Regions from separate parts of the Homo sapiens genome. Here region 1 is linked to region 2. Evidence: read pairs that join two places in POLR2A ChIA-PET (ENCODE). Cell type or tissue: PC-9. All regions are shown on one strand. Links, peaks and the distances in the headings refer to the core of each region. The heading gives the core; the rest is flanking DNA.

The links. ChIA-PET counts read pairs that join two places held together with the same protein. Peaks named below come from ENCODE experiments on the same cell type or tissue, not always from the same donor. Only the 100,000 strongest peaks of a DNase experiment are listed, where the experiment ranks them.
Region 1: POLR2A ChIA-PET joins it to region 2 with 8 read pairs; 2 of 35 experiments call an interaction of 5 or more read pairs at or near these places.

What each region holds. Positions count from the first base shown.
Region 1 is chr10:86,718,203-86,729,275 of GRCh38, reverse strand. It overlaps LDB3 (LIM domain binding 3), which reads right to left. Exons shown (of 14, transcript NM_007078.3): 12 at 10,429-10,549; 13 at 3,024-3,139. Among named protein-coding and RNA genes, the nearest start is that of BMPR1A, 33 kb to the left of the region's middle. In PC-9, for the core only: no CTCF peak of the experiment used is centred there; no DNase peak of the experiment used is centred there.
Region 2 is chr10:86,820,819-86,832,595 of GRCh38, reverse strand. The region is part of intron 1 of BMPR1A (bone morphogenetic protein receptor type 1A); the gene reads right to left. Among named protein-coding and RNA genes, the nearest start is that of BMPR1A, 70 kb to the right of the region's middle. In PC-9, for the core only: no CTCF peak of the experiment used is centred there; no DNase peak of the experiment used is centred there; H3K27ac peaks cover 569 bases.

The sequences.
Region 1 (11,073 bases), core at 3,074-11,073, 100 kb after region 2:
ATGCTTTGGACTTGAGGGATACTGTCCTGTTCTACTTTTGAATTGCTCACATCTGTTGCTTTGTTCACCTTTCAAGATTCTAGATTCCGTCAGGGTAGAGACTTGTTCTGGAACACTCTTGTACTGCCCAAATGCCAGGAATATTTGGTAAACTGAGTTAGTCTAAAGAATGTGCTATCCTGAGATCTCACTGGTTAGAAAACAGCACATCAGCTGGGAGAGCTACCCCAGATCTTTCTCTTACTAATTTTTTGGAAGTTACAGGAAAATACATGCTCATCAAAAGTGATTTGGAAATATGAAGTGATAGAAAGAGGACCAAAAAAAAAAAAATCCCTCAAGTCCCTCAAAGTTTTCCAATCAAAAGATTTCTTCCTAATGTTAAGACCATGTTCCGGCTGGGTGTGGTGGCTCACACCTGTAATCCCAGCACTTTGGGAGGCCGAGGTGGGTGGCTCATGAGGTCAGGAGTTCAAGACCAGCCTGGCCAAGATGGTGAAACCCCGTCTCTACTAAAAATACAAAAATTAGCCAGGTGTGGTGGCAGGCGCCTATAATCCCAGCTACTCAGGAGCCTGAGGCAGAGAATTGCTTGAACCTGGGAGGTGGAGGTTGCAGTGAGCCAAGATCGCACCACTGCACTCCAGCCTGGCGACAGAGCAAGACTTTGTCTCAAAAAAAAAAAAAAACAAAAGAACCATGTTCCACTTTGCTATATGTTGACAGAGCAGTGAGTATCATGCAGGCTGGTTTGGAGGGAGACCTAACGATCTCCATGTTGATCCTCTAAAGGGCAGTGCTATGGGCCTCTCACAGGCTGGACTTCACTCTCTGGAACTTATTTGTAATATCAGCCTTAGCCACCCCAAGCTTTACGCCTTCTTCTGGTCTCTCTCTTGGACTTTTGCTGTTGTGACTCAGCTGAAATTGCGAGGCTTGCAGAAGCAGACCCACACTCACCTTTGCCACGATTCCCTCTGCATGTGACACAGACCTCTCATCAGCCTGCCCATGGAAAACAGGCCTTCTGTGCCACTGTCTTCCTGGACCTTCCCCAAGTCTCTTGGATCCTTCCAGAAGTTGGGTAACCAGATGTGCAGGCAGTGCCTCAGGACTAGACAAGCCATGGCTTGAATGTAAGGTTCAGAGACCCCTGTGCTGTGCCTGACACAGGGGAGCTATGACTCTGCAGGGGACAAACCCAAAGCCAGTATACTTACACCATTGTCTCTTTTTGGAGGGGATGTATTTAAAACACCCTAAAAGACAACTAGAGAATCTGTTCAAAGAGCTAGAAAATCAGAGTGTTAAGGGGTTGAATTGTATTCCACAAAATTCACGTGCAAGAAGGCAGAGTTTGCCGTGAGCTGTGATCACGCCATTGCACCCCAGCCTGGGCAACAAGAGGGAAACTCCATCTCAAAAAAAAAATAAAAAAAAAAAGGAGACCCACACAGAGACAGACACACTCAGAGGAGAATGTCATGTGAAGACACACACAGAGGGGAGACAGGCTTGTGACAATGGAGGCAGGGATTGGAGTTACACAGCTGCAAGCCAAGAAATGCCAAGGATTGCTAGCAACCGCTAGTAGCTCGGAGAGAGACTATGGCCTCCTGTCAGCACCTTGATTTAGGACTTCTGGCCTCCTGAACTGTGAAAGCATTCATTTCTGTTGTTTGAGCCATCAGTTTGCAGTAATTTGTCAAGACAGCCCTAGCAAACCGACACACAGAGTGAATACAGTGTGTCCCACAGATGGCGGGGTATGGAAGCGAAGTGTGGAACCAAAAGTATATGGCCGTAAACTTTATGACTAGGGTCATCCTATGTCAGAAGTCTATAAAAATTATTCAAGTAAAAACTGTACAGATATTTCATACATTTCCAAAATTTACCTTGAGACACTCTGGTTAAAAAAAAAATAGTAGAGGTGTCTTAATTTTCCCAAATCAGCCAGGCGTGGTGGCTCACGCCTGTATTCCCACAACTTGGGGAGGCCAAGGTGGGTGAATCACCTGAGGTCAGGAGTTTGAGACCAGTCTGGCCAACATGGTGAAATCCCCTCTCTACTAAAAATACACAAAATTAGCCAGGCATGGTGGCATGTGCCTGTAGTCCCAGCTACTCAGGAGGCTAAAGCAGAAGAATCGCTTGAACCCAGGAGGCAGAGGTTGCAATGAACCGAGATCATGCCACTGTACTCCAGCCTGGGCAACAAGAGCAGAAACTCTATCTCAAAAAAAAAAAAAAAAAAATTCTCAAATCGAGATTAGGCAATGACAGATTGACATTAGGGGGCTTTCTCAGGGATGACTGTTTCCTACCTCTCCTTCAGAGTCTAAATGTCTGTAGGCTCACCATCATGTGCCCACCCCAACCCAAAACCCTCAGAAGGAAAATGCCAGTCTCATACTAAAAGTGACCCGGCTGTTCAGCAGAAATAAGTAGCACACAGTTAATAGTTAATCCAGGGCTTATCTCCTGGCAGCTATATATCAGGAAAGGACCACTTAGGAAAATAAAATGGTACTCAGTCTTGCTTTCCAAAGGTGCTACCAAGAGAAACCCTATCTCAGCTTTTCATAGGATTAGTCAGCTCCAATCTAGTGTTTGGGGTAACAATTTGGAGGGGAAAACCTTCAAGTCACTCCATCATATCTGAAGTGACATATAACCATGGGAAGCCAACTGCCCCTCTCAAAGCCAAGCATCATCTGCTGCTTTTGCCCGCTGACAACACTGCTGGTGAGACAAGCCGCTGGTTTGCCAAACCCTGGGACACTCTGTTGTCCTTAACGAAATGGAAAGTAACAAAGCCACATTGGTTTATAAATAATTATTAGGAATGAAACTTTGTTCGACTGTGATGTATCGAGGCATCATGGTGTTTGCCAGCTTTTAAAAATGATCAGGATGTCAGAAAGCTAGCGTGGCAAGGTATGTAGAGGTTGGTCATCTGGCTCCCACTTCCTCCCTCCTGCCTCTTCTCAGAAAGCCAGAGCCCCAAGCTAGAGACATACTGCGCAAATGAAGCAGGTGTCGTGCCAAGTGTGGCCCAGGGCTTCGATAAACTTGTCGCCAGCCTCCACGGGGAAATCGCAGCCATGGCACTTGGTGCTGAACAGATTGATGTAGTCTGAAATGAAAAGCAGAGTGAAGACCCCGCACCCAGTGGGGGCAGCGGGGACCCAAAGCCAAGACAAACCCCAAATCAGTGGGCAGAAGCAGGGGGTGAAATCTAATTGGTTGTTTGTCATCTCACAGATGAAATACTCAGTTACATGACTGATAGTTTTCCATTTTCCAATCATTGCATTGATGTTGTTCAGACCCAGGCTTAGACACCATCTTGTGCTGGTTTGATTTGCAAACACTTTCTGGAATTGTCATCAACCTTCTGCAGGGAGATTGTCTCCTCTGCTTCTGTCACCTCTAATAGACCAAACGGATCAAGCCCCAAAGAGAAAACAATCCACATTTCCAAACATCTATGCTTAGTTTGGAAGAATGTGGGTCCAACGTATTTAAGAGTTATAGAATTTTCTTTGCTTGGCCATTCTTCTGTCATGGGGCATTTGTGTTGACAACAAGTTTTTACTACTATAAACAGTATTTGAACTACTTTATTGGGGCATGTCCTCCTCCTCCTTCCCTACCCCCAACCAAGGAGATAATGCTATTAAATATTATTGATATGATGCTTTGCAATTTACCAAGCATTTTCACATGGATGGTGTTATTTACAAGTATGTCAATGTCAGGGACTACATCTTAGCTTTCTTTGCACTCCCAGCACAATGCCTGACACACAGTCAATATCCAAAACATATATAGGGAATGAATGCATTAACCAATCAATCAGTTCATCAATGAATGAAACTGATCATCACAAAATCCCTCAGAAATTGAACTATTATTATCTTTTTGTTTTGTTTTGTGGATGAGAAAATTGAGACTCAAAGAGGTGAAGGGCCCAGCCAGCATCCCACAGCTGAAGCACAGTGGGTCAGGTTCTGTGCTCCTTCACCAGGGCAGCTGTCCTCTCTAGGCCCAAAGGGGCTACAGTTCTACCACACTGACTGTAGAACATCTCTAGATTATTCTAGAAAAGCTCCATCCCGTTTACAAAGCCTTCATCCCTCCTGAGAAGTGTACGCATTCCTCCATAACTCTTCCACAGTTGGCTTTTTCTTAAGTGATTTCCTGTTCTTCTTGTGGATAGTATGTCCATTCATTGTCTTAGACCACGTCTTACTGAGTGCCAGTGTGCCATGGGGGTTACAAAATTGGACTCTGAATAAAGGAAGAGCTGGGTTCAAATCCCAACTCTATTAAGAAATGTTCAAACCTGGGGCAAGTGGCGTAACTTCTCAAGGCCTCAACCTTCTCATCTATATAATGGGAATAATTATTGTACCGAACTCATGGGGTTTTGAGTGGATTAAATAAGATAATGTAAGTGAAGTATTTGGCACAAACACTCAAAAATGTTGGCTCTTATTTTGAAAGTCTTCATAACTGATGCAAAGAGGGAAAGGAACAATGATTTGAGTGCCATTATGCCTCCTGTTTAATCCTCATGACATCTCTGTGAAGAGATAATATTCCCTATTTATTTATCTATTTATTTTATTTATTTATTTATTTATTTTTTATTTTTATTTTTTTTTGCGACGGAGTCTCACTCTGTCACCAGGATGGAGTGCAGTGGCATGATGTCGGCTCACTGCAACCTCCGCCTCCTGGGTTCAAGCAATTCTCCTGCCTCAGCCTCCCAAGTAGCTGGGAGGGCAGGCACGCGCCACCACACCCAGCTATATTTTTTTATTTTTAGTAGAGATGGGGCTTCACCATGTTGGCCAGGATGGTCTCGATCTCTTGACCCTGTGATCCACCTGCCTCTGCCTCCCAAAGTTCTGGGATTACAGGCGTGAGCCACCGCGCCCAGCCTATTTATTTTTTGAGGTGGACTCTCACTCTGTCACCCAGGTGGAGTGCAGTGGCACAATCTCAGCTCACTGCAACCTCTGCCTCCCAGGGTTCAAGCAGTTCTCCCACCTCAGCCTCCCAAGTAGCTGGGATTGCAGGCATGTGCCACCACGCCTGGCTAATTTTTGTATTTTCAGTAGAGACGGGGTTTCACCATTTTGGCCAGGCTGGTCTTGAACTCCTGACCTCAAGTGATCCACCTGCCTCGGCCTCCCAAAGTGCTGGGATTACAGGCATGAGCCACCGCGCCCAGCCTAGTATTCCAATTTTAAAGGGGAGGAAACTGACTGGAGAGGTTCCATCACAGAAGTCATAAGGAGTAGCCCCAGTCCTGATGGACTCCAATGTTCATCCTCCTTCTATGGCTTTACGCTGTCTCCAGCTCCTTATCAGCATGGCATTGAGCTTTGATCAGTTACACTTATCTCTTGCATGTGTTTTCCAATATATAGCTTCCCCTTTTGTGCTTAATTGTAGCTTGTCATGCAAATGCTCTTATGTATCCCAGTCCATCAATCTTCTCTGATGGAACACTTAATTTCTTTAGTAGGCAGAAATGCATTGCCTTGCCAGAGCTAAGAAAACATCGTTCTGCTTCCTTTAGAAAGTTACCGCCCAGGTTGCAGTTCACTCTGTGCTCTGCAAGAACTTACTACTATCTGGTATGGGCTGACCCGTCTCCACCTGAGGACAAGCCCTGCACCCACTTACGACTTCTTTCTCATCACTCCCAGGTGGTCTCATGGTGCCCTGGACTTTCTCTTACACCTCCATGCCTCTGTGCAAACCAGGCCCTGGGCTTGAAAAACCATCCCCACTTTCTGTACCTGAGAGAATCTCTGCAATCCTTTGTGCTAGGCTGTCCTTCAGGGAAGTCTTCATGCCCTACATACCCCAACCAAGAGTGATGAGATGGCCTTGCTGAAGGCTTTCCCTGGCCTTCCCTCCTCCATTTATCCATGCATCCTATCCATTCATCCATCATCTCCTTTTTTTTTTTTTTTTTTTTTTTTTTAGATTGAGTCTTGCTCTGTCACACAGGATGGAGTGCAATGATGTGGTCACAGTTCACTGCAACCTCAACTTCCTGGGCTCAAACCATCCTCCCACCTCAGGCTCCTGAGCAGCTGGGACCACAGGTGTGCACCACCACGGTCGGCTACTTTAATTTTTTTTTGTTTTAGAGATGGGGTCTCCCTATATTGTCCAAGCTGTTCTTGAACTCCTGGGCTCAAGGGGTCCTCCTGCCTTGGCCTCCTAAAGTACTATGATTACAGGCGTGAGCCACCAAGCTGGGCTGTGTTCCATATTTAAATAAATATAAAAATTAAATTAAATGGTTCAAACAACCTAATTAAATAGTGATTCCTTCTCTTACTGGCTTTTCACAGATTAAGCTATTAAAGTGGCTTGAATTGGCCAGGTGCGGTGGCTCACGCCTGTAATCCCAGCACTTTGGGAGGTCGAGGCAGGTAGATCACGAGGTCAGGAGTTCAAGACCAGCCTGGCCAAGATGGTGAAATCCCCCATCTCTACTAATAATATAAAAATTAGCCAGGCGTGTTGGTGGGAGCCTGTAATCCCAGCTACTTGGGAGGCTGAGACAGAGAATTGCTTGAACCCAGAAGGCGGAGGTTGCAGTGAGTCAAGATAGCATGCCACTGTACTCCAGCCTGGGTGACAGAGCAAGACTCTGTCTCAAAAAAAAAAAAAAAAAAAAAAAAGGCCAGGCACGGTGGCTCACGCCTGTAATCCCAGCACTTTGGGAGGCCAAGGTGGGCGGATCACGAGATCAGGAGATCGAGACCATCCTGGCTAACATGGTGAAACCCTGTCTCTACCAAAAATACAAAAAATTAGCTGGGTGCAGTGGTGGGAGCCTGTAGTCCCAGCTACTTGGGAGGCTGAGGCAGGAGAATTGCATGAACCCCAGAGGCGGAGCTTGCAGTGAGCCAAGATCGCGCCACTGCACTCCAGCCTGGGCAACAGAGCGAGACTCCGTCTCAAAAACAAAACAAAACAAAACAAAGGCTTGAATTTACCTCTGGAATGCCTTGTCTTGCCCACTGATTCATTTTTCTGTTTTAAATTTGATTCCATATGATTTGGAGAATTATCGCTTTGTTTTAAAATTTGGTAGCATGGGTCTGATACTAACACATTTTTGTTTAAGTTGGTATTTTTCTTCACAACTTCTGCAAAAGTTATTTCTGCAAAAGGAGAACATTGCTGGTACCGAACAAAGTCTGTGCATGGGCCTTTTCCACAAGGAGTATAATCTAGCTCCTCATATATTTATTCCTTCCTTTATTTCTCCCTTTAAGTCTTTCTAATTTTCTTTGACTCTCTCTTGTCCCAAGCTGAATTACTACCCTCACATTTAATGGATTTTATTGCTATTGTAAAAGGATTTCTGTCCATCAAATTGCAGGTGCTCTGTGTTGAAAAGGGGCTTGGTACTTTTCTAGAGCAATGGTTCCCAAACATCAGAAGCACATGGAGGGTTTGTTGAAACACAGCGTGCCAGGCTCCCCTCCAGAGTTTCTGATTCACCAGATCTGGGGTGGGGCCTGAAGATCTGCATTTCTAACAAGTTCTCAGGTGATGTTGCTGCTGGTGTTGGGACCACACTTTGAGAAACACTTCTGATTCCCACACCTAACTGAAACACCTGGGTAGGGTGGGGCACCCTACGAAATGCTGCTTCTGTGGGTCTGAGGTAGGTCTGAAACAATCTATTTTCTCTCTAGTTTGTTAAGTTCCCTAGGTGACCATGATGCCAGGTTTGGGAACTGCTCGGGTGCAGGTTCATCTGTGAAGGGCTGACCCACCTATCTCTCTTCTTTATATGCAGATGTCAGCTTATCTTTGCAGCCAGCTGAAGCATTTTTCAGCCTAGACCCTATCATTCTGGCTCAATCTGCAGATTTGACAGGACTCCCTTCTGTGTCTTCTTCCAAATTGTTGATTAAAATGACGAGACGTAAAAATGAAGTTTCACCTCATACCCGTTAGGATAGCTACTATTTTTTAAAAAACAGAAAATAACAAGTGTTTGCAAGGCTGCGGAGAAATTGGAACCTTTATTCTCTGTTAATGGGTTTGTAACACAGTGCAGCCGTTATGGAAAACAGTATGAGGTTCCTTACAAAATCAAAAATAGAACAGAATCAAAAATAGGCACGGTGGCTCATGCCTGTAATCCCAGCACTTCAGGAGGCCAAGGCAGGAGGATTGCTTGAGCCCTGGATTTCAAGACCAGCCTGGGCAACATAGCAAGACCTCATCTCTACAAAAAATGATGAAAATTAGCTAGGCATGGTAGCGGATGTCTAAAGTTCCATCTACAGGCTGAGGTGGGAGGATCAACTGGGTCTCTCCAGTTACCTAGGTCTGAAGGTAAATCTGCTTCCTCACTGTCTTCTCTTAACACTAGACCGTCTTCTTCCTGGATCTTCTTACTCAAAACATCATTTTTGAGAATCTTTTCGGGGGAGTTGCTATGATGAGGGGCAGCAGTGATAATGGAAATCTATCATTCTTTCAAAAGCCTCAGACACAAATTGCGGCTTATCTCAAATAATAGAAGTTATAATGCTTTTAGTAGAAGAATAACAGCAAGTTGTATAAGCATAACAGCTCTTTCTTTAACTACCGATCAATATCATATGCTCATGAGAAAGGAAAGGTCTGGTATTATCTTCTCCCTTTTACAGATATAGAAACTGAGGCACAGAGTAAGTGACTTGTTTCAGGTCATTCAGTTAACTTCAGAGCTGGGAAGGGCATTCACTAGTACAAGAACCCAAGACGTTTCTTTTCTTTCTTTCTTTTTTTTTTCAGATGGAGTCTTACTGTGTTGCCCAGGCTGGAGTGCAACGGCAGTATCTCAGCTCACTGCAACCTCTGCCTCCCGGGTTCAAGCGATTCTTCAACCTCAGCCTCCCGAGTAGCTGGGATTACAGACGCCCGCCATCATGCTCGGCTAATTTTCGTATTTTTGTAGAGATGGGGTTTCACCATTTTGGCCAGGCTGGTCTTGAACTCCTGACCTCAGGTGATTCGCCTGCCTTGGCCTCTCAAAGTGCTGGGATTACAGGCGTGAGCCACCGCGCCCAGCCAAAACGTTTATTTTCTAATTTACAGTCAGGGGAAAGAAGTTTTATTTTGTTTTGCTTTTTCCCTTGAGGAACTGAATGTTTTCTCCTTTCTGATTTTAAAGTAAACTAACTTACTGTGTTTCTCTTTTTGCCCTCAAATTTGCTACCCAGTTAGTCCCTGCAGCTCTGTTATTCTTCATAATCAGCATGCCTGCTTTTCCCGCCTCTGATTTTCTGGTTCTACTGTCTTAGCCTTCATGTCTGTGTTACCTTTTCTGGAACCTGCTTCAAATCCTTTCTGAAGGGGGAAGCCTCTGAATAAATGAGTGACTGACTTCCACCTATCTAATGAAGTGCTTTGTCTCTTGAATTTACAATAATTTACTTAGCATTTTAAGATAACATATAGCATTTTGGGGGTACAGAGAAACTCTGAATTCACTCCGTGAGATTACAGGAATCTGCAGGAACATCAAAGTCTGATAAATATCACAGGGGCAGAGGAAGGGGTCTCGCATATTTGATGCTCTACACGCCTTCTCTGGTTTAATCCTCACCACAGCTCTGTAAGGCAGGTGTTTACAGACGAGGAAAGTAAGGCTCAGAGAAGGTTAGTAACTTGCTCAGGTTTACAAAGCAGCCCAAAGTGGAACCAGGAATAGAATGAAGGACAAAGTCCACAGCCAAGGCCTTTTCAGACTAGACCTTGTGGTCTCCAAATCAAAATAACCTGAAAGGTTTCCCAGTGGTCATAAGATGCCAACTTGTGATCTACATTTTTTTTTTTTTTTGAGATACAGGATCTTACTCTGTTGCCTAGGCTGAATACAGTGGTGCTATCACAGGTTACTGCAGCCTCGAACTCCTGGACTCAAGCGACCCTCCCACTTCAGCCTCCTGCGTAGCTGAGACTACAGGCACGCGCCACCACACCTGGCTAATGTTTATATTTTTTGTAGAGACTGGGTCTTGCTATGTTGCTGGTGTCAAACTCCTGGGCTCAAGCAATTCTTCTGTCTCGGCCTCCCAAAGTGCTGGGATTAAGGTGTGAGCCACCTCACCTAACCAGATCCACATATTTGATGCATAAAATAAGCTATAGACTCTGCACCTCACTCTCCCCAAAGCTGCAACCATATGGGCAGGGGAGATAGTTAACTTCCTTTGTGTGATATTAGCATGATTCTGCCATTAAAAGCAAAAACAAAGGTTTCTTCCAGAAATAAAGGCCTCTGGGTGGTCGGATGTGAATGGATTAGGCAGGAGTTAGTTCCCTGTGCCTGCCCCTTTCTCCCAGGCTGTGGGGCCTCCCCACATGCCATCGAAGTGTTCCTACCTTTCTCGCAGTAGGGCTCCCCGTCTTCCATGTGGAAGAGGCTGTTCCCAAAAGGCTTCTTGCAGGCCGCACAGACGAAGCAGGTGGTGTGCCATGTCTGTCTCAAGGCATGCATTACTTCCTGGGGGAAAGAGCCTAAGCTCAGGACAGAAAGGAGAGAGGGAGCGGGCTTGACTACCCCACCAGGCTCCAGCCACTGCCCGAGCATCCTACCAGGGAACAGGGCAGGAGATCTCAGGATGCAGGCCTTGGTCACTCTGAAGAAAGACCCAGGGGTGTCAGAGAAGGGGTTGTCACTCTCCAGCTGGGTGCCAGGTTCTGTGCTTTCTTACATAAACTGTGAGGCTTAATCCTCCCATTAAACCTGGGAGGAGGTACTGCTTATTACTGTCATTTACCAAAGGGGCATTGAGGGTTAAGGCCACATTCTGGTGAGTGGTAAGGTCAGGCTGTGAAGCAACCACTTGCTTTGCAGAAGTTCCACCACCACTTCAAGCTGTGTGGAACAGGCACACAATCATCTCTTGCATCAAGTTCATTTATCCCCAAGTTTATTGGTGGCAAACCAATTCCCTTTTAGGATAAAAATGGAGTTGCTTTCTCTGTTACCAGCAACTTCTTGGCTTCCTAATGGGATCCCACGAT
Region 2 (11,777 bases), core at 1,705-9,704:
GGAGGTAGAAGGCAGTGATTGTGGGAGGTGATAAAGTGTTCTAAAACAGTCACAGCACAAAAATTTACTAAAGTTAAAAAATTTAAGTGTGCCTACATTTTTTCAATGATTTCTTTTTTTTTTTTTTTTTAGACGGAGTTTCGCTCTTGTCGCCCAGGCTGGAGTGCAATGGCACGAACTCAGCTCACCACAACCTCTGCCTCCCGGGTTCAAGCAATTCTCCTGCCTCAGCCTCCCAAGTAGCTGGGACTACAGGCATGTGCCATCACACTCAGCTAACTTTTGTATTTTTAGTAGAGACAGGGTTTCACCATCTTGGCCAGGCTCATCTCGAATTCCTGACCTCGTGATCCAACCGCCTAGGCCTCCCAGAGTGCTGGGATTACAGGTATGAGCCACCGCGCCCGGCCTTTTTCAATGATTTCTAATTATGTACAAAATGAAGTCCAAATTCATTAGAAGGGCATTCACAGACTGCTATAATCTGTTTTCAATCTATTTAACGTAACCTGCCTTACCTTCTGCTACAGTTCGTTCCACAGGATTCTAGTAATAACACATTGTGCACTTATCACAGTGAACCATGATTACCTACTTATAGGTATATCATCTTTACAAAAAACTTGAGTATAGCCATAGCATTTTACTAGTGCTTGTGTCCCTAGTGTCTGATACACAGTACAGTGCCTGGCCTATAGGAGGTAATCAATACACTTCTAAATAAGTTAATGACAAATGGCATTGAAGAGAAAAATCCAAAAGTAGGTAAAATGAGCTATGCACCAAAAAAGACACTTGTACAAGGATGATTAGTGTCACTATTTTTTTATTTGAGACAGGGTCTTGCTCTGTCACCCAAGCTGGAGTGCAGTGGTGTAATCCTAATTCCCTGTAGCCTCCACCTACTGGGCTCAAGTGATCCTCCCACCTCAGCCTCCAAAGTAGCTGGGACTACAGGCAAGTGCCAACAAGCCTGGATAATTTTTTGTTTGTTTGTTCGTTTGTAGAAATAAGGTCTCTCTATGTTGCCCAGGCAGGTCTCAAATTCCTGGGCTCAAGTGATCCTTCTGCCTTGGCTTCCCAGAGTGCTGGGATTATAGGCATAAACCACTGTGCCTGGTGCCACTGTTATATAAAAAAGAAAAACAAGAAGTTACCCAATGTCATCTAAATGTTTATTAGAATAGGATCAATTAAGCAGTCACATTAAACACTACATAGTCATTTAAAATAATGAGATATATCTTTTTATATAGACATAAAAAGACATCCCAAATATCGAAGAAAAAAACTATAAAATAAGTTAATCCTCCATTATTTAAAAAAGAAAACAAAACCGTACACACAAGTACTCGCATGCGTACATCTGTGCATCGTGTATAAGGAAGGTGCAGGGCTGAAGGGTACACATGCAGCTGTACTGATGCAGACGAAGAAGTGAAAACAACCTTAATTGCCGATCAGCTGACAAATGGCTAAACAAAATGTGGTCTTATCCATGCAGTGGAACATTATTCAACCTTAAAAATAAACGAAGCCATAAAAAGAACTGGTTCATGATACAACAGGGATGAGGCCTGAATATATGCTAAGTGAAAGAAGCCAGACATATGATTCCACTTATAGGAAATATTCAGAATAGGCAATTTCACAGAGACCGAGAGTAGATTCGTGGCCGTCTGGGGCTGGAGAGTGGGGAATGGGGAATGGGGAATGACACCAAAAATACAATCCATGAAAGAAAAAAAAACACGATAAACTGAACTTCAACAAAATTAAAAATGTTTGCTCTACAAAAGACCTGTTTAAGAAGGCAAAAAAATGAGGTACAGGCTAGGAAAATATATTTGCTAACAATATATGTGATAAAAGCCTCATCTAGGATATATAAAGAAATCTCAAAGCTCAACAATTGAAAAAAATTTCAACTAGAAAATGGGCAAGAAATATAAAGACATTTTATTGAAGAGGATATATAGACGGCAAATACGCGCATGAAAAGATATGGTCAACATTACTAGACATCAGGGAAACGCAAACCAAACTATGCTGCACACCTACTGGCACAGCTAAAATAAAAAAATAGTGACAACACCAAATGTGGACACGAATGTGAAGAAACTGGATCTCTCATACACTGCCAGTGAGCATGTAAAATGGCACAGCTACTTACAGGTAAGCCACCAACTGCACACCCCTGGGCTCTGGCAAAGATTCTTTGCTTGACCAAATGAGCCAGGCTCCTGAACTTTTCTCCCAGGCCTATCTGTGTACTTCCTTGTAAATTCCTGTTTTAGCAAAGAACCCTGCTAAGCCAGATTAGCAAACCTCCCGTCAAGGTGTCTGATTACCCTCTTCTTCTTCTGCCACCCTCCAGCTGATGTCTGATCACCTTGGCCTGTCTTCAGCAAGAAAGAATCCTGTTACGGTCAGTTTAGGCAGAAACCCCTTACACCTGACATTTCCTCTTGAGAATTTTCCATCCACTGGCCCTCAACCAGCTCCTTGGCTACAAATTCCCACTTCCCCATGCTACATCCAGCACTGAGGCCACGCTCTCTCCCCACCCACTGTAAGACACTATTGTAGTGGTCCCTACACTTACAGGGATGATCCTGAATAATGTCTTCCTTCCCATGCTTTAACAAGTGTCACTGAATAATTTTTTTTTCTTTAACAGCACCTCTCCCAAAGAAATAAAAATTTATGTCCACACAAAAAACTGAACATGAATGTTCACAGCTGCTTTACTGTTAAAAGCCAAAAACTAGGGAAAGAGATTATCTTTCAAAAGGTGAATGGTTAAACAAACCATGGAATCCTATTCAGCAATAAAAAGGAAAGAACTGTTGATTCACACAACTTGGATAGATCTCAAGGAATTGCGCCAAGTGAAAATAAGCTAATTTTAAAAGGTCACATACTATGTGATTCCATTTATTAATATCCTCGAAATGTCAACATCATAGAGATGAAAAGCAGATTACTGGCTGCCATGGGGCAGGTGTGTGCAGCACAAGGGAGAGCTTGGTGGTGGCAGCATTTGTGTCTTGATGCCACAGTGGTTCACAAATCAACTACATATATGTTTAAACAGCACAGCACTAAACACATAAAATGTACCAATGTCAATTTCTAGTTTAATGCTGTGCTGTGGGTAGTAAGAAGTTACCATTAAGGGAAAGGTGAAAGGCACAAGGGACCTCTCCTTACTATTTTTTGCAATTTCCTGTAAACCTAGTTATTTCAAATTAAAAATTTTGAAGAACCTACTTTGAATAGTAAAATAACTGTTCAAGGACTATACGAGATATATTATTTCTTTGAAATTATCTTTCTTTTATGTAGGTGTGAGTGTATATACATATGTGTGTACATACAAGTTTATTTTTTGGAGAGCAAAGAAGAAAAAATCACTACGAAATTTCAATTCTGCCAAGGTTTCTAGTTTCCTAGAAACAAAACAGCAGTCCCAGGTCAACTTCTGGGTGCTCAGTCTGAAGTTGGGAAAGGGCCCTTTCCCTCCGTATCCCTCCTGTTCTGGCTCCGTGAAGGTGTGGCAATTCCGAGGGGAGTGCCAATCTGTGGCACCCGCAACAGACTGAACCCCAGAAAATCACCCAGCTCTATGTTCTTTTGCAATTTATCCTTCCCAACAATGAAGCATAAAAACACTTGCACATTCTCATTCTTGTTCTACAACTTACGAACCTAACAAGACATTTAAATTTTTTGATAACACCCTCTTTCTTTTTCCAAGTAAATCCAATTCGGCCAGTAGAGAAATTATTGTATATATATTTTTTTTTTATACAGAGCTTTTGAGAAATTATCAATAGACCATTTGTTTTATTAGCTAATAGGTAAATGTCCCATGGAACAAGCTTCCTAGAATAATTTCACCACATAAAACAGTTAAATTTCTACTGTTAATTCAGGAATTATCAGAGAGTGATTCTAGATTGCTAAGGGTTCACCAGATCTGCTAAAATCAGCATGATTACACTCTCTCAACACATAAAGAAATTCAGAATTGACATTATGAATACCAGAGTTATGCTACAATACAGTGAAATCATCAGGGACTATTAATACATGCTGCTATTTGTTTCAGATCTAAATAATCACAAAAGAGTGTTGTGGTTTTTTACTTACTGGCTTATTTGTTTTAGCTTGCACCCGTCTTTCCTTTACGTTTTTTCCCCTTTGTGAACCGCTACCTGGAATGCACACTTGCTAATAACAGCATCACCCTCTACCCACTTCTCCTTTATGTCATCCCTGGAAAACAGCAAACTAGCTTAATGTAGTTCTGTGGTTCAAGGTCTATAAAAACAAAAAGGCTGCATATGACGGATGGCCTGAGACTGAAGATATAAAAACTGAACACATCTTCTATTACGATCAAGTAATTGTTGTACCATGATACTGCAATTTTTTCCTTGAGACAGAGTCTCACTCTGTCACCCAGGGTAGAGTGCAGTGGCACGATTTCGGCTCACTGCAACCTCCACCTCCCTAGGTCCAGTGATTCTCCTGCCTCAGCCTCCCAAGTGGCTGGGATTACAGGCACGTGTCACCACGCTCGGCTAATTTTTTTATTTTTAGTAGAAATGCGGTTTCACCATATTGGCCAAGCTGGTCTTGAACTCCTGATCTTGTGATCCGCCCTCTTTGGCCTCCCAAAGTGCTGGGATTATAGGTGTAAACCACCGTGCCCGGCCTGCAACTTTTTTCTTTAAAGGCCACTTTAAGGAGAAGGGAGAGATGACATACCTGAATGAGTCAACCTAGGAAAAAACAAAGATGGGTGGAGCTAAAAAAGTAAACACATCTCAAATGCCTACTTAACATTTCTAACTAAATAGGCTAAAACTCAAAACAAATGAAATGTAACTCACTAACTCACTTGTCCATCCTCTCACAAACTTGCTCCTCTTGAACTCATCTGGCTTATTCCACAACTGTGTAAAAGAAGACATTCTGCCATACCTAGTAAAGCTGATGGTGTATACACCCAAGACTCAACAATCCAGGTCTATGCATATAACCTAGAGAACCTTTTGTACTTAGCTACCATGAGCCACGCAAAAGAATATTTAAAGCAGTATTTTTTCCATACCAAAAACTAGGTGAAACCGAGGTGTCAAGCAGCAGTAAAATGGACTGTGGTATATTCATAGAATATTCCATATTCCAGTAATTTGGAATATTATATCAAATAGTGAAAAATTAATGAACTTCGGCTAACAATGTCAACATAAATGACATCTCAAAATTGTAATATAAATAAAAAAATCAAGCCCAAGAAGAATATATACAGAATAATTCCATATGTATAAAGCTCAAAAACAGGAAAAGCTTAAAAAAAAAAGTATGTTAAAGGGACAACACAAATGTGGTAAAACTTAAGAAAAAACTAAGGGAATGACATCAAATTTAGGAGGATGGTTACCTCTGGGAAGGGAGGAATAATTGTCTTGAGGGATGAAGGAGTTCAAAATTGCTGTTACATTTCTCAAGATAGAAGTTTGGACCAGATTTATTCATGTATTGTTATTATTATTTAAAATGGATATATACATTATAAATAGATAGAAAGATAAGTAGATAGATCCTTGTAAGATTAAACCTATCTAAAGCAGACATGGTTAAATGTTAATATTTTAACAATTTAAAAAAAATTTAAATCTATGCCCACATTACATAAATGTCTATTACTTTATGTAATGTACATAAATGTCTATTATAGCACTTTCTATAATTTTGGAATACAACATACTAAGAAAATTAAGAGTAAATTACAAAATTCTATTTTGAAATTTAAAGACACAGTATCACAAATCTTTAACAGAAGTATATTAAAACAAATACTAAACTATTATACAGCGGAAAAAAAACATGTAAAAAAAATTACTTCTCCTAATGTAATATAATGGAAAATTAATGCCATCTATATAGTATATTCATTCCAAAATATTCTTATTTTAATCTAGGCATGAAATATAACCAGCAAATTGTGGGACTGCTTATATAAGAAAAGGAAAAATATGATGAGATTTCATAAAAGACCACTGCCGGGTGGTAGATGGAGGTGGGGTAGTGGCTTATCCTAAAGTAAAGGAAACTAAAGAAATATGACAGCCAAAAGCGGGTGTGTGTGTGTGTGTGTGTGTGTGTGTGTTTCCTTGATTGGTTTCTGGATCAAATATAGATCTATTTAGCTCTCTATAGATATAGATATATTTTTTCCCTTGGTTTCTGGATCAAAAATTAAAACATCTATAAAGAACTGTTCTGGGGAAGAAAATAAATGAAATTTAAATAGGGATCACATGTTAGATAATATTGTATTAATACTATATCTCTTAAGTATGATAATGTAACTCTTCAGGAAGACAACCTTGCTCTTAGGATACACGTGCTAAAATGTTTAGAAGTTAAATGTCAAGATGTTTGCAGCTTACTTTCAAATGGCTCAGGGGAATAAAAAAAGTATATATGTCTTTATAAACAGAGAAAGCAAATGAGGCAAACGTTAGCAAGTGAGCCACTGAGTTAGTGAAAGACACAAGGGTGTTCACTATTCATTCAACTTTTCTATCGATTTATAAATTTTTAACAATTTGCAAATATATGCATTTCATTCTTTAGTTATGGGTAGTAATTCTACCACAAAGTTTAATAAACAGTGTTAGTATGACAGAGCTTATTAAGATCAAATATTAACATATTTACAAGCAAGTCCCAAAGATCTTTCCTCCATCAGTAATTTTAAAACTTTTTTTCTGGAAATTGTGAATTACAAGTTGAATGAAAGGCCAGGCACGATGGCTCACACCTGTAATCCCAGTACTTTGGGTGACTGAAGCAGGAGGATCACTTCAGCCCGTGAGTTCAAGACCAGTGTGGGCAACATAGCAAGACCATATTTCCACAAAAAAATGTTAATTTAGCCAAGTATGGTGGCACGTGCCTGCAGTCCCAATTACTCAGGAGGCTGAGGTGGGAGGATCACTTGAGCCTGGGAAGTTGAGGCTGCAGTAAACCATCATTGCATCACTATACTCTAGCCTGGGCAACAGGGCAAGACCCTGTCACACACACACACACACACACACAAACAAAAAAAGTTAAATGAAAAATTAATTTTTTGCTTAAAAGGTCAAAAGATTATGTCTGTGCTTCAGAAACAATATCATAAGCAATTTGAGGGCAAGGATGTTTATTTTGGCAATTCAATTATACTATATATAATTCACAAAGACTTTATTTTACACTGCTAAAATAGATAAAACCATACTAATACATTAGAATGGGATTTCTTGGCTGGGTGCTGGTGGCTAACCCTGTAATCCTAGCACTTTCAGAGGCTGAGGTGGGAGGATCGCTTGAGCCCAGGAGGTTGAGGCTGCAGTGAGCAATGATCACGCCATTGCACTCCAGCCTAGGAAACAGAGTGAGTCCCTGTCTTAAAACAAACAAACAAACAAAAAGCAAGGAAAAAAAAAAAAAGAATGTCATTTCTAAATGTCCTATTATTTCTAATATATTTAGAAAATTACATTTCTAAATGTCCTATTAATAGTGTACGTTAAAATTTATTTCTCAAAATAGATTTATTTCCTAATGATGCATACTCTAAGATTATATTTACAATATTTTTCAGGATTGCTAAGCAGGTAGTAAGGGTGGAATCAATTCCTTTATGTGGACAAAGTTTCCTGAAAAACTAATTACATTTCATAGAAAATGATAACCACCGGTCACCTTAAGGATGTATAGGTTATGTCAGAATTTAGTCCAATTAAACTGTCATGTAATACTTGACTTAATTATTTACTAAAAACTTAAAATTATCTTCATAAAAAACCCAACTGTCACCCACCCAATATGTGTGCATCAATAAACTAACAAAATTCTAGAAGTTACAGAAAATAAAATTATTTTCAATTAAGAGCACCCATGTAAAATCCATCCCTTGTACACGAATATGCCAACTAGTGATTTCAAACAGGAGAAATAAGTCTAGCAATATTTCCTCCAAAAGGCCAGGTGTGGGACAGCGCTGCTCCATGTCCGTGGGTGGATAAACACACAGGGAAGAAAGTTTTAGATGGGAAGCCTACATTTAAGTTCTCATCTCTGTGTGATGAGAGGCAGGTAGTTAATTACCGTACAGCACTGTCTTTTAAATCCGTGAGTCACATGCCTAAGGGAGGGGCCTGGATGCAGGATGAGCAGCAACTAGGGCAATCAAGGAAGGTTTCAAAAGGAAGCAACAACAGGTTCTGAGGAGCTGCAGACAGGCAATTAGCAGCAACTACTACCCCAACACAATGCACATAATCCAACAGCCAACTAGGGACTGCCCACCTTCTTGCAAAAACACAGCATGTACCTTTGGGACTAAGTTTGTGAGGCTAGGTATGTTTGAATTTCAGAGATATTCTATTATCGACAGACAAGTGAGACTGAAAGAAACACACACACACACACACACACACACACACAACCCTTGGTAATATTTCCAGGGGCCATTAAAGCAAATTTTAAAACATTTAAGACATAGTTCCCTGCCTGCAAGAAACATGTAATCAACATGAGGAGCCAAGACATAAAGATATTCAAATTTAAATAATGGTAACAGATGATACTGCAAATGTCATACCACCACACATGATGATTAACCGAAGAGCACTAACGTTTACTGCTTCACAGGTGGGAAGTAATTTAAGGTGGCCTTCCAAGGATCCGCAGGATTTGATACTATGCAAGGAGGGAGTAGTGCAAGTTCACACGAGCATTCCACAGGGAGGGTCAGGGAGGATACTTTGTGGCTGGTCATGGCCCCATGGAGGGTCTGGATTCTATGGTTGTGAAGCAGGATCACCAATGTATGGTCTGATCCAGATGACAAATATACAGCTGCCCTAAGGCCCATGCCCACAGCACACACAACTGCTCATTTTAGTTCTCCTTCCAACCAAGCATTAAAGACCTCATAGTGCTTTTCCATACAGAATCCTCAGCAGCCAAGATGTCAGGATGTTTGAAATGCATCTACCATTCTTTAGGAAGTAAAGAGAAGAACATAAAGATAAGAAAGAGCATGGGCTCTGTAGCCAGACTGAATACCAAGGTTAGAATCCTGGCTCCACCACTTAACTGTTGTAATCCTTTGACCAAGTTGTTTAACCTCCTCCGTACCCAATCTGTAAAATGAGGATCAAAGGAGTTAATATAGGTATGGCACTTAGAACAGTGCCAGGCAGACAGTAAGCACTAAGTGTAAGCTACTGTTATTGTTCTCTATCAACAGGAAACCAACTGTATTTTCAGAGAGTAATTAGAAGTTTATACGGGAGAATAATACAAGCAGCTGTATTAAAAGCTTGCTGGATACAGAAAACACTGTGAATCACTGGTAGAAACACCTTCCATTATTTAATAACATTGCCTAATAATAGCATCAAACACTTGCTGGTTGATTTAAGAACAAAATTATGGCAATAATATTTACCGAGTTCCATTTATCAAACATTTACTATGTGCCGGTTACTGTGCTAAATTCTATACATTTATTATCTTGCTTAATCCTTAAAATAAGCCTATGAGCCAGATACCACTAGTAATCCCATATTACAGATAAGAAAACTGAAGCTCAGGCCGGCACAGTGGCTTGCATCTATAATCCCAGCACTCTGGGAGGCTGAGGCGGGCATATCACCTGAGGTCAGGAGTTCGAGACCAGCCTGGCCAACATGGTGAAACTCCATCTCTACTAAAAATACAAAAATTAGCCAAGCATGGTGGCCTGTAATCCCAGCTACTTGGGAGGCTGAGGCAAAGAATCACTTGAACCCAGGAGGCAGAGGTTGCAGTGAGCCGAGATCGCGCCACTGCACTCCAGCCTGGGTGACAGAGTAAGACTCTGCCTCAAAATAAAAATAAAAATAAAAATAAAAACGGGAAAAAAAAAGAAAACTGAAGCTCATAGTGATTAAGTAACCTTCTCAAAGTCACACAGTTAATACATGGTAGATTTGGGATTTAAACCCAGATCAGCCAGACTCTAAACATTGTACTTTTAATCCTAATGCCATACGTTTTCTTCCCAAATCCTGAACCAATTGCCCATGACTGTGATAATGGTTGTACAGATCCGTGAGTATACTAAAAACCATTGAAGTGTGTGCCCTTTAAATAATTGTATGGTATGTGAATTATATCTTAATAAAGCTGTTTCAAACCATTAACAAAAAATAGTAAAATCAGGATACAGGGTCCTTGGGGTTTTACTCATACACAGACTGGGACTAGAATAAAAAGGAAAATTGAATTCATTTTGGATAGAAAAATGAGTATTTTTCAAATGGAAAGATTTAGAACCTGTATATAAATACATGACACATGCTAAAGTTGGACCTAAATAATGAATAAAATGTAGATCAAGAAATATCTGTGAGGCCAGGCATGCTGGCTCGGGTCTGTAATCCCAGCAATTTGGGAGGCCGAGGTGGGTGGATCGCTTGAGCCCACGAGTTCGAGACCAGCCTGGGAACATGCAGTTCGAGACCAGCCTAGGAACGTGGTAAAACCCCTCTCTACAAAAAATACAAAAATTAGCTGGGTGTGGTGGTGCGTGCCTGCTGTCCCAGCTACTCAGGAGGCTGAAGTGAGAGGACCACTTGAGCCTGGGAGGTCCAGACTGCAGTGAGCCATGATTGTGTCACTGCACTCCAGCCTGCACAGAGCCAAGAACCCGTCTCAAGAAACAAAAGGAGGGAGGAAGGAGAAGAGAGGGGGAGGGGGGAGAAAAAAGAAACATCTGTGGGTAATGATGATGTCACAGTGATCCCCTTATCATCAAGTCAACGTTTTGGCAAGAGAGAGGTAACAACATGATCATATTGTTATTCACTTTTAGCAAGGGAGCAGCACAAAATGTGGGCAATAGCATAAAGTTTTTTGGAAAAATGTAATGAAGTTAATGGTCTCCTGTACAGCCTTGGGAGGTATAAATGCAGCCTCTCTAGAGAGCAACTTAGCAATGAGCATGATGTACCCACTAGCTGAGCAATCCTACTAATAAAAATCCACATTTAAAAAAAATCATGTTGTGCACCCAGATTTAGTGACACGTATGGTCTTACAACACGCTTAATGACGGCAGAACAAGCAAAAACAAAAATAATGTAAATTATAGTACAGTCAGACAATATTGTTAATAACAGCTGATGTTTATTAAGTGCCAAGAATTATTTCTATGTGTTAGCTCACTTAATACTTACAGCAACCCTAGAAGTTAGTAAGAATGTTATAACTATTTTCAAGATGAGGAAACTAAAACCCAGAGGAGTAACTTCCTTCAGGTCACACTGCAGCAGTAACTGAAGCCAGGATTTGAACCAAGGCAGTCTCAACACCGCCACTTCGTGTAACTACAAATGTTATGCCACACGAGAATAAGTACTTGGAAATATACTCACAATATATTAAGATAGAAAAAATCAGATCACAAAATAACCATGTGATCCTTTTCTGTTTAATGCATTTAAAAAGAGAGCGATGGAAATGACATGCCCTAGAGCTTAACAATAGGTACTGCTGGTATTACAGTTGATAATTGTCTTCTTTATACTTTTCCATATTTTCCAAATTTTCCACTGCAGGATGATTTTTTTAAATGACCTTCTTTAAAAAAATAAGTGAAAAGATGATTATTATTTAAAACACTGCAAAAAAGGACAAGTAACAAAAACCATGGAACCAGC